2 separate regions of the Mus musculus genome follow, and region 1 is linked to region 2. The links are chromatin loops, found by intact Hi-C in ENCODE. Cell type or tissue: gastrocnemius. All regions are shown on one strand.

Region 1 (5,000 bases), 250 kb after region 2:
AGCATTTCACAAGACCCGAGGCAGCCGTGCTGATGTAAGAGGCGCTTTGCTCTCCCTCTCTCTAACAGCATCCAACATGGCATCTCTACAGCTGACGACAGACTGGAAACAGTACAGAGTGTTTCCTTCGAGACAAAAAGAAACGGAAGCACAGAGAAGTTAAATAAGTGCTACCAGGACATTCTGCTTAATGAGTGAAGGCTCCAGAGCAGAGACTAACATTGCCACACCATCCTTCTTTGCACACTTAAAACGCTGGGGGCTTTTGGAAATAGAACTTTCTGGAAGTTCTAAAGCTGTACATTTTTCCCCTCTCTGGACCAAGAGAGACATGTTAAAGAAACTTGAAATACTCATTCCCTTGTTTCCCCTGTGTCCTTTAAAGATTAGCTCTGAATGGATGATTTTAAACACTGAGAGAAAAATCAGCCAATTCCACACATGCCCGGTTATTCTTGGAACTGAATAAACAAAACCATGGAGGGGCCCAGGGGGTGAAGAACAAGTGGTCTTCACACTGAAGCTCACAGCGATCAGTTCCAGCTAATGAATACAGCATCCAGAAAAGGGGTCAACGTTTCCCGTGTTCTATTTCTGATGTCTTTGTGGATGATGAGCTAAGCAAGCCTGGCTGCCATCCTGCAGAGTAGGGAAGATGCTTGGCAGGAACCTAGGGTCTGTGCTAAGCCCAGTAGCTGGGGGCCCTGGATGTGGTATCTCCTCTAGCATTGATCTTCATCGGTCATGGACAAGCTAGTGTGCCCTGGCCTGTCTGTCTCAGATGTGTGACTTAAGAGTGAACACAAGTAGAAGATTTAAGGAAAAATGGATGAGCCGGGCTGTGGTAGCGCATGCCTGTAATTCCAGCACTTGGGAGGCAGAGGCAGGTGGATTTCTGAGTTCAAGGCCAGCCTGGTCTACAGAGTGAGTTCCAGGACAGCCAGAACTGTAGAGAAACCCTGTCTCAAAAAAAACAAAAAACAAAAAACGAAAAGAAAAGATGGGTGTGGGCCCTCCCCCATCCCTTCAGAACGTGGTTCATATCTGTGTCATAAGGTGAGGTCTACACCTGTACCCACAATCCTCTGCTCCAGACTTAACTGTGTCCTGACAGTGGGCAGAGCCATCTAAGGAAGGCTAAGTGTGCCATCCCAGAATTCGGTAAAATGTTGTTAGTTTGACATGGGCCTTCTGTATTTTGTCCCCTTGGATAAGCAAACCTTGAGAATTTAAAAAATACAAGATTGTGAGTTAAGAGGCATCCCATTGCATTAAGCAGAGGTGTTTGAATCAGAGAGTCTAGCTATGAGCTAAGGCCAACACAAGAAACCGTTCTCTTATCAATATGTTGAAGAACTATTTCTGTATCCGAAGTGGTGTGTGCGTGTGTGTGCGCGCGCACGTGTGTGTATGTGTGTGTGTGTGTGTGTGTGTGTGTGTGTGTGTGTGTTTGTGTGTCCAATGCAGAGCAAGTGAACATTTTGCCTTCTGTTGCTGAATCCACGCTGGGAGAGAACTGCTAGGTTCCTTTGAGCATGTGCACACACATTCAACCAAGTTCTTGACAGCATTTATCAGAAATTCATGATTCAAACTATAAATGCGGTGTCTACAATGATAGTTGGCTTTTTCTATGACTGTTAATAAAATGTATTAGTGAACCTTGGGGTGCTGCCAGTGTTGCTCTGCAATCCACCAACCAAGTAGAAAAGGCCAACACCCATAGAACTAGCAGAGAAGGAACATGTTAGAAGTATAAGTATTTCCTCTGCTTATGAGATTGTGAAGACTAAGAGACTGTGCATATGTGTGCAGGCACTCACACATGTGCAGACACCTGCACATGCATGTACACACACACACACACATGCACACATGCACAGACACGTTGCTAGCTCTTCTCAAATATCTTTCTGCTCTATTTTCCGAAAAGTTCACCTTTTAGAAAAATGTCAAATACCCGTTTTATTTCTTCTTTCCAACCCTAGTCCCTCACACAGCTCAGTGTAGATTAAATGCTCTTGGGCACCCACATCTAGCACCGATACTGCCAAGACAGGGCTACAGCATGACCTCAGCAGGGGGCACTGGTGACTAGCCATGGGCTCAGCAGTGCCATGCTGTCACTAGTCACTTGTAATGGTACGAGGACTATGTTGCAGAGGCTGCAGCCTGGAACACCGATGCTACTCAAGCAAGGGGGGAAGATGCATTAGGAAAGTTGCTACCTGTCGTTGCTATAACAAACTACCCCAAACTGTGGTGCTTCAACAACAGAAAGATGCACCTGGAATCCTGGGAGCTACACGTTCCCATCAGAGCCTCAGTGGGCCACACTTCCTCCACATTCTAGAAGTCTGCCATGGCATCCCGATTGTAGACGCAAAGCCAAGCGTTTGAACACCAGGGCTGTGCAGTGCGCACCACACGGCTCTGGGGAGAAGGGGATCCCCTTGTTTAGCCATTTGGTTATTTATAGTCTGTTCCCAGAGTCAGCTTCCTCAAGGAGGAAAATCAACACTATATATTGGGTACCAGAGCAAGAGCATCTTCTGGGTTCTGTTAGTGCAACTGTGCCATGCTGCAACACCATGAAGTAAAACACGGGGGATGAACTGGTCCAGCTCACCCTGTGTCAGCGTGCACACTTTCATCTCCCATGCACAAGTCTCTGTTCTCTAAGTCTGATTCATGCCCACTACATCCCGACAGCCGTCTTTCTGATGAAAACCTCCGTCCCTCCACATCCCTATAACTCCAAGCTGCCTGCATCAGCCACCACGCAGTTAACAGAGCCCAGAGTGACCAAAGCAACCTCGAGTGCTTTTTATGGTAGGTGACTGTGCTCCACTTTCGCATCCAACTAATGATCCTGTCTTTCAATCCCAAACATTTCCAACCCCGGCTACTGAGTGAGCATGTTTCCTGTGCCTCCTCACCCCCCACCCCACCCCCCAACCCCGTGCCTGTTCTCCATGGAAACCACGCCCTCGCCCAGGCACCTGGGCAGCACAGCTCTTTAGACCGCAGATGTCACCCCAAAGCCTAGCATGGGATTTCCAAATCGTACTGGAGGTATCACTATGAAGCCTAGCACCTGCTGGGACCCACGGAGACAGGAATCTATTTCTACCATGTGAAAGTCTCTGGCCTTTTGTTTCCATGTGACATCTGCATTTTAAATCTTTTTTTTCCTTGTCTTCGCATATGTGCCCCAAGAAATGCCTTGATGTACCAGGATCGACTGGGTCTTCAGGCCTGCCCACCTTCCTGCTGGCCAGCGTCCCCTTTGCATTTTTCAGGTATTTGTTTGCAGATTGTTTACCTGTAGCCTTGAGGCCATCGGTCAGAGGTGTGGACTTGGTGATTTACACATCAATGACTTTACCTCTTTGAGTTTTAAACCACTCTTGTTTACAAAATGAGTGGCACTGATGTATTTTCTTGGTTTTCGTTCTTTTCCTTAGCTCTTGGTACTTCCTTTTCTTCCTAAATAGCTCTGTGCTGATCACCTTTCCCTGTGTGCCTCCTACCTGGCTGTTTTGTGTCGTCACTGTTCCCTAAACATGTGAGGCTGATATACGTAAAGTATTTGCCACAATTTACAACATGCCAGCATGATGGAACAAAATTCACATTCCTGGTTCCCTTACTGGTATTTATTAGTGTTGTGTATTCACTGCACATAGTAGCAGGTGTCCTGAACACATTTGCATGTATGCACATCATGTAGGATTAGGCCAAGTAGTCTCTCTTCTTCCCCTCCCCTTCCCACTAGTCTCTCCCTCTCTCTTTCCCAGGCAGTCTTGCTTCCAATTTTATACATAAAGACATATATGAATATATTTTCATAAATAGATATTCATAAATGTATATCTACATACATAATATAGGGCATATTCAAGACACACTGGCCTTTGTGTTTGCTTTTTTAATGTCTTTCTGAAACTCATCACTGCGTGTACTCTTTAAAGATTTATTTTATTTTTAATTATGGGTATGTGTTTGTCTGTGTGTGGTATGTACACATGAGTACAATGACCTTAGAGGCAGGAAGGAGATGACAGATGCCCTGAAGCTGGAGTTACAGGTGACTTGAAGTGGCCCTCTGGAGGAGTGGTGAGTGCTCTTAACTACTGAGACATGCTTCCAGCCCCACTACGGATGTTTTTAAACACTTACGTTTTATGTCTATAAAAATCCAGAATCCTCATAAGAGAGAAAAACATGTGTTGTTTGACTTTCTGGCTCATTTTGCTAAGATGAGGACGGATGATGATGGTGGTGGTGGTGATGATGGTGATGATAAGTTGTCTACCTCATTCCCTTTGTAACTGAGTCAAGCTCCTCTGTGTGTCTCTCTCTCATTAACAAATCTATTCTGCTGATGGACGCCTAGGCAGAGCCACAGCTTAGCTACTGTGCGTGAATGGCACCACAGAGCAAGCACATGTCTGCAGCCATCTCTGTGATAATACACTCCCCTCTTCAAGCCCGGGGGGGGGGGTGCTGTCACACAAAGTGTAGCTTAGAAAATAAGGTACAGATTCTGTCTGCAAAACTAGGCTATCCTGTTAGCCGACATGCAACAGAAAGGTTTGGCGGCAGCCAAGAAAGACAAGGGACACTGGTAGAACCCCCAAGTAGCTTCCCAATGCCTTTAAATACATGCTCCCCTGTGTCTGTGTTTGGAGGGGCCACAACTGCTCCCCCAGGCCTGCCCTGCACCCTCTCTTTCTCTCTGCTTCAGCACACTAACTTTAGATTAGAGTCTCCGACTCACCACATCTGTGTCACCTCAGAACCTTCCCTCCTGCCAAGAAGCTTGCTATCCACTTGGATGGACCCAAACCATCAAACCACACTTGAATGCCAGCTTTTATGTGACTCTCTCCAAGCATGCCACCCTGGTTCTAAAGACAGAACTAGACCCTCACTGGATATGCCAGAAGCTTGTGGTGTACGGGAAGTCCCTGAGAGAACCCTGTGGATTGGCCTTG
Region 2 (5,000 bases):
TTCCTCAGAGGCAGTCACAGGAACTGACTATAGAAGTGGGACCCAGAGCACAGTGTTTTGTGCATTCATCAATTTGCTCATTCTTCAAGGAGTAATACATAAATATTCTAGCTCCCCTGGTTTGATGCAAGAAGGATCGTACATAATAAAATTAGAAAAAAAATGAAAAGAAATTAAAAAAAAAAAAGTAGGCCAAAGCTTAGGACCTCTGACAAGGAGATAAATAACCAGCCATGCCTCGGTGCCTAATGGTTTGTTTAACTAACAATCTCTCCTTAATTATAGGCTATTAGTAAATGAAAGTATACTGGTAAGGAACAACAAAACGTTGTAATTCTACAAGTCATGTTTTATCCCAACAACCAAAATGGACCCTAAAAAGAAAGCATTAAATAAGGTCAAAAATATTATTTGAAGCTAGAACTAAAAGTTCTAGCTAAAAGCTAGAACTAAAAGTCCCACCAAATATGCCTTTCTATAGGTCAGAACTGGGTAGATTCCTCTCTGTCAAAAAGCAGTGAAGTCCATATAAGTCTAGGGAGAGCTTATCACTTAGAAACCTCAAGGAGGTTTCTAGCCTGGGGATATGGCTCAACAGTTAAGGGTGCTTGTTGCTCTTCCAGGGGATATAGGTTCTGTTCCAGCACCCACATCAGGAAGCTCACAGCCAACTGTAACTCCAGCACCAAGGCATCTAGAGCCCTCCCGTAGCCTCTACAGCACAGATGCACACAGACACAAAGCTAAATAACAAAATAGATCTCTGCAAAACAAAGGGAAACCTCAAGGCAGCAGAACAGATGAGGGGCATGGCAGGCCTCCAAGCATGGCCTGTGAACCTGCTCCCTCCCCCAGGTCATATCAACCAGCCAGCATTGCAACTGAAAAGTTGTAGCATATCTATAGCCCCACTTCGAGTTTTCACAAAATACATTCTAATCTGAAAAAGAAAGAAAGGAAGGAAGGAAGGAAGGAAGGAAGGAAGGAAGGAGAGAAAAGAAAAAAAGAAAAGAAAAGAAAAGAAAAGAAAAGAAAAGAAAAGAAAAGAAAAGAAAAGGAAAGAAAAGCTGCTTTGAAGCATTTATGATCACTTCTGTAATATCAGGAATCTTAATGACATGAGCCTCGGCTGTTCCCACCCAGATGCAGGAGTTCCCAACATACACTTAATGGAATTTTCCCAAGCCTGTGAGGGAAATGGGTTTATACGCTTGTGTGACATGCTCCCCTGAGATAGAGCAGGGCGATCTCTGAGACTGTGAAAGGGTTATGGTAAGATAGGGAAGGGAGAGATTTAATGCCCCTGCCGTGTGCTGGAGCAGCTTACATGATTATTAAGGCTTACAGGGTTTCATCCTCAGGAGAGAAAATCCACTTTCTACTGAGGGATCCCCGGGGTTACCATTCATAGTGAATCACAGCTCAGGCTCCCAATCGTCTTCTCTTGAATCTTTATTTTGAAAGACATTTTTATATCTAAAGTCATCTAGTGTGTGGCTAAGTCTCCCTTCTGGCAGGCATCAGTGGTAGCTCCCATTAATACCTGGATGGCTGTGAAGCTTGGAGATTGGCGCGCACGTTTTGCAGAGTGGGCTCACAGGGTTTCTTTTGCTTTTTAGCATGGTGACTTGGAGAGCACTAAACTGTCAGTGAATTTCCCGTTGCAGGTATTTTGAACACAAATGTGTTATGCAATAGTAAGGGAGAAATTGTGTACAGAAGTAAGGTCGGTTCTCTGGTATATAATTCTATCCCAGGACTATTCTGGAGACCTCCTTGTAGGATTTCATGAATAACAGTGTACATTAAAATAGTTCACTTTCTGTTTATCTTTGAGACAGAGTCTCAATTTGTAGCCTAAGCTGACCTCCAACTTATGGCAACCCTCCTGCCTTAGCTTCCAGAGTGGTGGGATTTAACAGGCACAAGTCAACATTCCAGGCTTTAGATTTTTCTTGTGAGCTAAATAATCATGGACATTCTAATAATACAGAACACAGAGTTGGGGGTGGGGAGAGGCACATAGACCTGACTGAAAAGATTAGCCATGTTGGACTAACAGCAGTGGGGGGCTTCAGGCACCATTTTTAACAGCCTGCTGCTCCCACACTCTATTCTGAGTTAACTACTACGAATATGCCCATAATACAGGTGGGGAAACAGAGGCTCAGAGAAAAGATAAGCTTGCCTAGTGTTCCTCTACAAAGCCTGACAGAGCAGTGGGTCTGTCCAGTACAGCTCTTTCCACAATTCTTTCCTTGATGCTGCCTGAGAAAAGACCAGGGGTAGAGGGGTTAAATACATATTTTATTGCTTCCGTGTGACAGTAACAGTCACAGAGCTTGGGTGAGAAAACTCAAGACTGTTGAATATGTACTTTTCGGGTTACAGGTAAACAGTCCTATAAATTCCAGAGACAGAATTAGACCAGTTAAGCCATTGAGGTGAAATATGACCAGATAGTTATTTGCCTTTGCCCTGTAAGAGCTAAAGTTTCAGCTAACTGCCACAGGGTTTTCTTCTGATGATCTGAGAATCACCATGCTAATTATTTCTCGTTGCTTCCTTTGAAAATGTGAGGCCCTTTTCAAATGGCAAAGGAGGCTTGGCCAGGACACCAGGAGGCGCTATTGCTCTGAGTGGTAGTTCCCGGCATGTTTGTCTTTATGGACTCTTAACTGAAAGTCACTGAACAGGATCCCAGGAAGATGGGGTATCCACGGAATACAGCGTGTGGTAGAAGTCTGAGGAGAAAAGTAGAAGGGAGCCAGACAGAGCTAAGATGAGTTTGATTCACAAGTTATTCCCTTAAAACACAACGAAAGCACAACACTCATTTCATTATTCCCTGACCCCGTGAATCCAGAGCGTTCCAGATGTAAACAAGTACTTGGAAATGATTACAGCAGAAGACTACTATAACATGTCTTCCATACAGTAGCTGGGTTGACTACTGTATGGAAGCTCTACCTTCTGTAGAGGCCAAGAGGCACATAGAGGCTTAAATATAGACGGAGGCATAGATATACAGATATTTCCTAGATCCAGAGCCTGGTAGCACTTTCATTTAAGGCTTGCTTAATCCAAGTAGAAATCATCATAAGTTTCTGATATTCTACTCGATTATATAAACATTTCAGATAAAGAATATTTTGAGTTTGGAAGTCTGTATTTTATAAATTAAATCTTACAGAACCGTGTTTTTATTTTCGAATACTGTTTGTTTTAGAAGGGCTTTAAAGTTGGCCTGTGGAAGGTTTTGAGTGTACTGGAGGGAATAGGTTACACAAGTAAGTACCTTGTGGTCTGGGATGCTTTGTCTTTCTTTTCTCACACCACTCCCCATCACTGGGTGAACTGGAAGTGCACGCTGGGGCTCAACCTTTGTTAATATTTATAAATACCTCATGTTTACGTTCTTCAACAGGAAAGGTATATTCTTAAGTGTCTTTACCTCAGACAGTCACTGCACCCAGTCTAGGCCCATAGGGTGCCCACTACCCACAACAAGGCTGATTCTGGAAGCTAGGGTTCACTATTCATTGTATAACCACAGCAGTTTGCATGCCACAAAACAAAACAAAACTAAACTAAACTAAAAACAAAAAACAAACTCCCAACAAGATTCCCCATTCCATCTTGTCTTACGCAGGAAAATAAAGGCAGCGGCGGTATCTTGATTCAACATTTTACAAAGCGTTGATGCTTCTGTGACAGGTACAATGCTGTACCCTAGACACTGCTTAGCAATGAGAAGCAAGATGGCGCCCGCTTCCTGGCTGACCAGCAGGATTGGTGTCTGCTTACTCATGCTCCTTGTCTGCAAGTGCCTACTCTCCACTGGTGGTGTGAAATTTGAAGCGGAAATTCCAATGTTATTGTTGTTTAATCCGATACATTCAAATGAGTTGGCACCACACGGAATTAGTCTGCCTCATGCAAATCTTGACCTCAAATAATAGGAGGCATCTCCCCGGCCTCTTGCCCATGGATAGATCTTGTGCTGTCTTGTCCGTGGCTGCTCTGGTTTCCTTCCACCCAGATGCCGCTCTCTGTGGTGATGTACTTGGGTGTCTGCATGCTCCTTGGTGCCTGTGAAAGGTAGCTCCAAGGCTCATGAATATTTCTAAGGCTGTAGACAGCACACAGTTCACTGCTGTATGAATCTTCTCTATGACCTGCACCCATCCACAGCCTCCCTTCACACAGAAGTTTCCCTCTTAGGCACAGAAAGCATTGTTCCCTTGCATTCTGGAACCATCTTGCATTAACACTACACTTTCCTCAGTGTCCAAATGAGGAAGTCTTTTGGAGAGATGAGATAGGTATCCTCAAAGAAAGCTGGTCGCCACTTACAACTAAGTTCCAAGAGGAACTGGGCAACAGTTCTTCTCTCAACAGACCTGTGGCTGTCCCCATACCCACAGGTATAGTATGTCTCTAACAAGAAGGAGTCCTTTCACTAACTTCATGACTTCCCTGCATCAAACGAAGGTATCTGTACTTGGGAGAGGTGGCTGCGACTTTGAGTGTTTCTAATTCTCCGATGTTTGGAAACCTCATACTTTAGTCAGTTACACTAAGAAATGTTCTTTGGCGTTTTATAAATTGATCAGTAGCCAAATTGACCCATTCAAAGGACAGAGCTCTTTGTCCCCTATAGTATTTGGAAACTTGTTCAATGCCTAGACATTGGTTGTGGTTTGACATTCATCTCACAAATTACCATAGTTTCTCTCTCCAAATACCCAAGAATTCATATAAGCAAATTGTACAGCCAGGCTTGTGTGGACTTGCAGAGTGAATTCCATTACAGTCACTCAGTAACTCAGACTGTAAGCACAGGGCTTGCTACTGAAAATCCAAAACAATAAATGACTAAATCTTCCGTTGCCTGCCTCCTCCCAGGCTGTGTGGGATTCCCACTTCAGAGAGAAAAAAGCAGAGGAATAAACCTCTAATGTGAGGGGGATCCATGGCTGGGCTCAAAGTGTCCCCAG

Evidence for each region. Hi-C counts contacts between places; a loop is a spot of excess contacts. Peaks named below come from ENCODE experiments on the same cell type or tissue, not always from the same donor. Only the 100,000 strongest peaks of a DNase experiment are listed, where the experiment ranks them.
Region 1: a loop joins it to region 2, with 2.1 times the contacts of the local background. A loop is called at or near these places in 11 of 42 quality-filtered maps.

The regions. Positions count from the first base shown.
Region 1 is chr8:10,825,668-10,830,667 of GRCm38, forward strand. No RefSeq gene overlaps it. Among named protein-coding and RNA genes, the nearest start is that of Gm32485, 10 kb to the left of the region's middle. In gastrocnemius, a CTCF peak has its summit at 2,089 (motif pointing right); DNase peaks (open chromatin) are centred at 593 and 2,088.
Region 2 is chr8:10,571,665-10,576,664 of GRCm38, forward strand. The region is part of intron 32 of Myo16 (myosin XVI); the gene reads left to right. Among named protein-coding and RNA genes, the nearest start is that of Gm32330, 99 kb to the right of the region's middle. In gastrocnemius, a CTCF peak has its summit at 2,620 (motif pointing right); DNase peaks (open chromatin) are centred at 795 and 2,626; H3K27ac peaks cover 313 bases.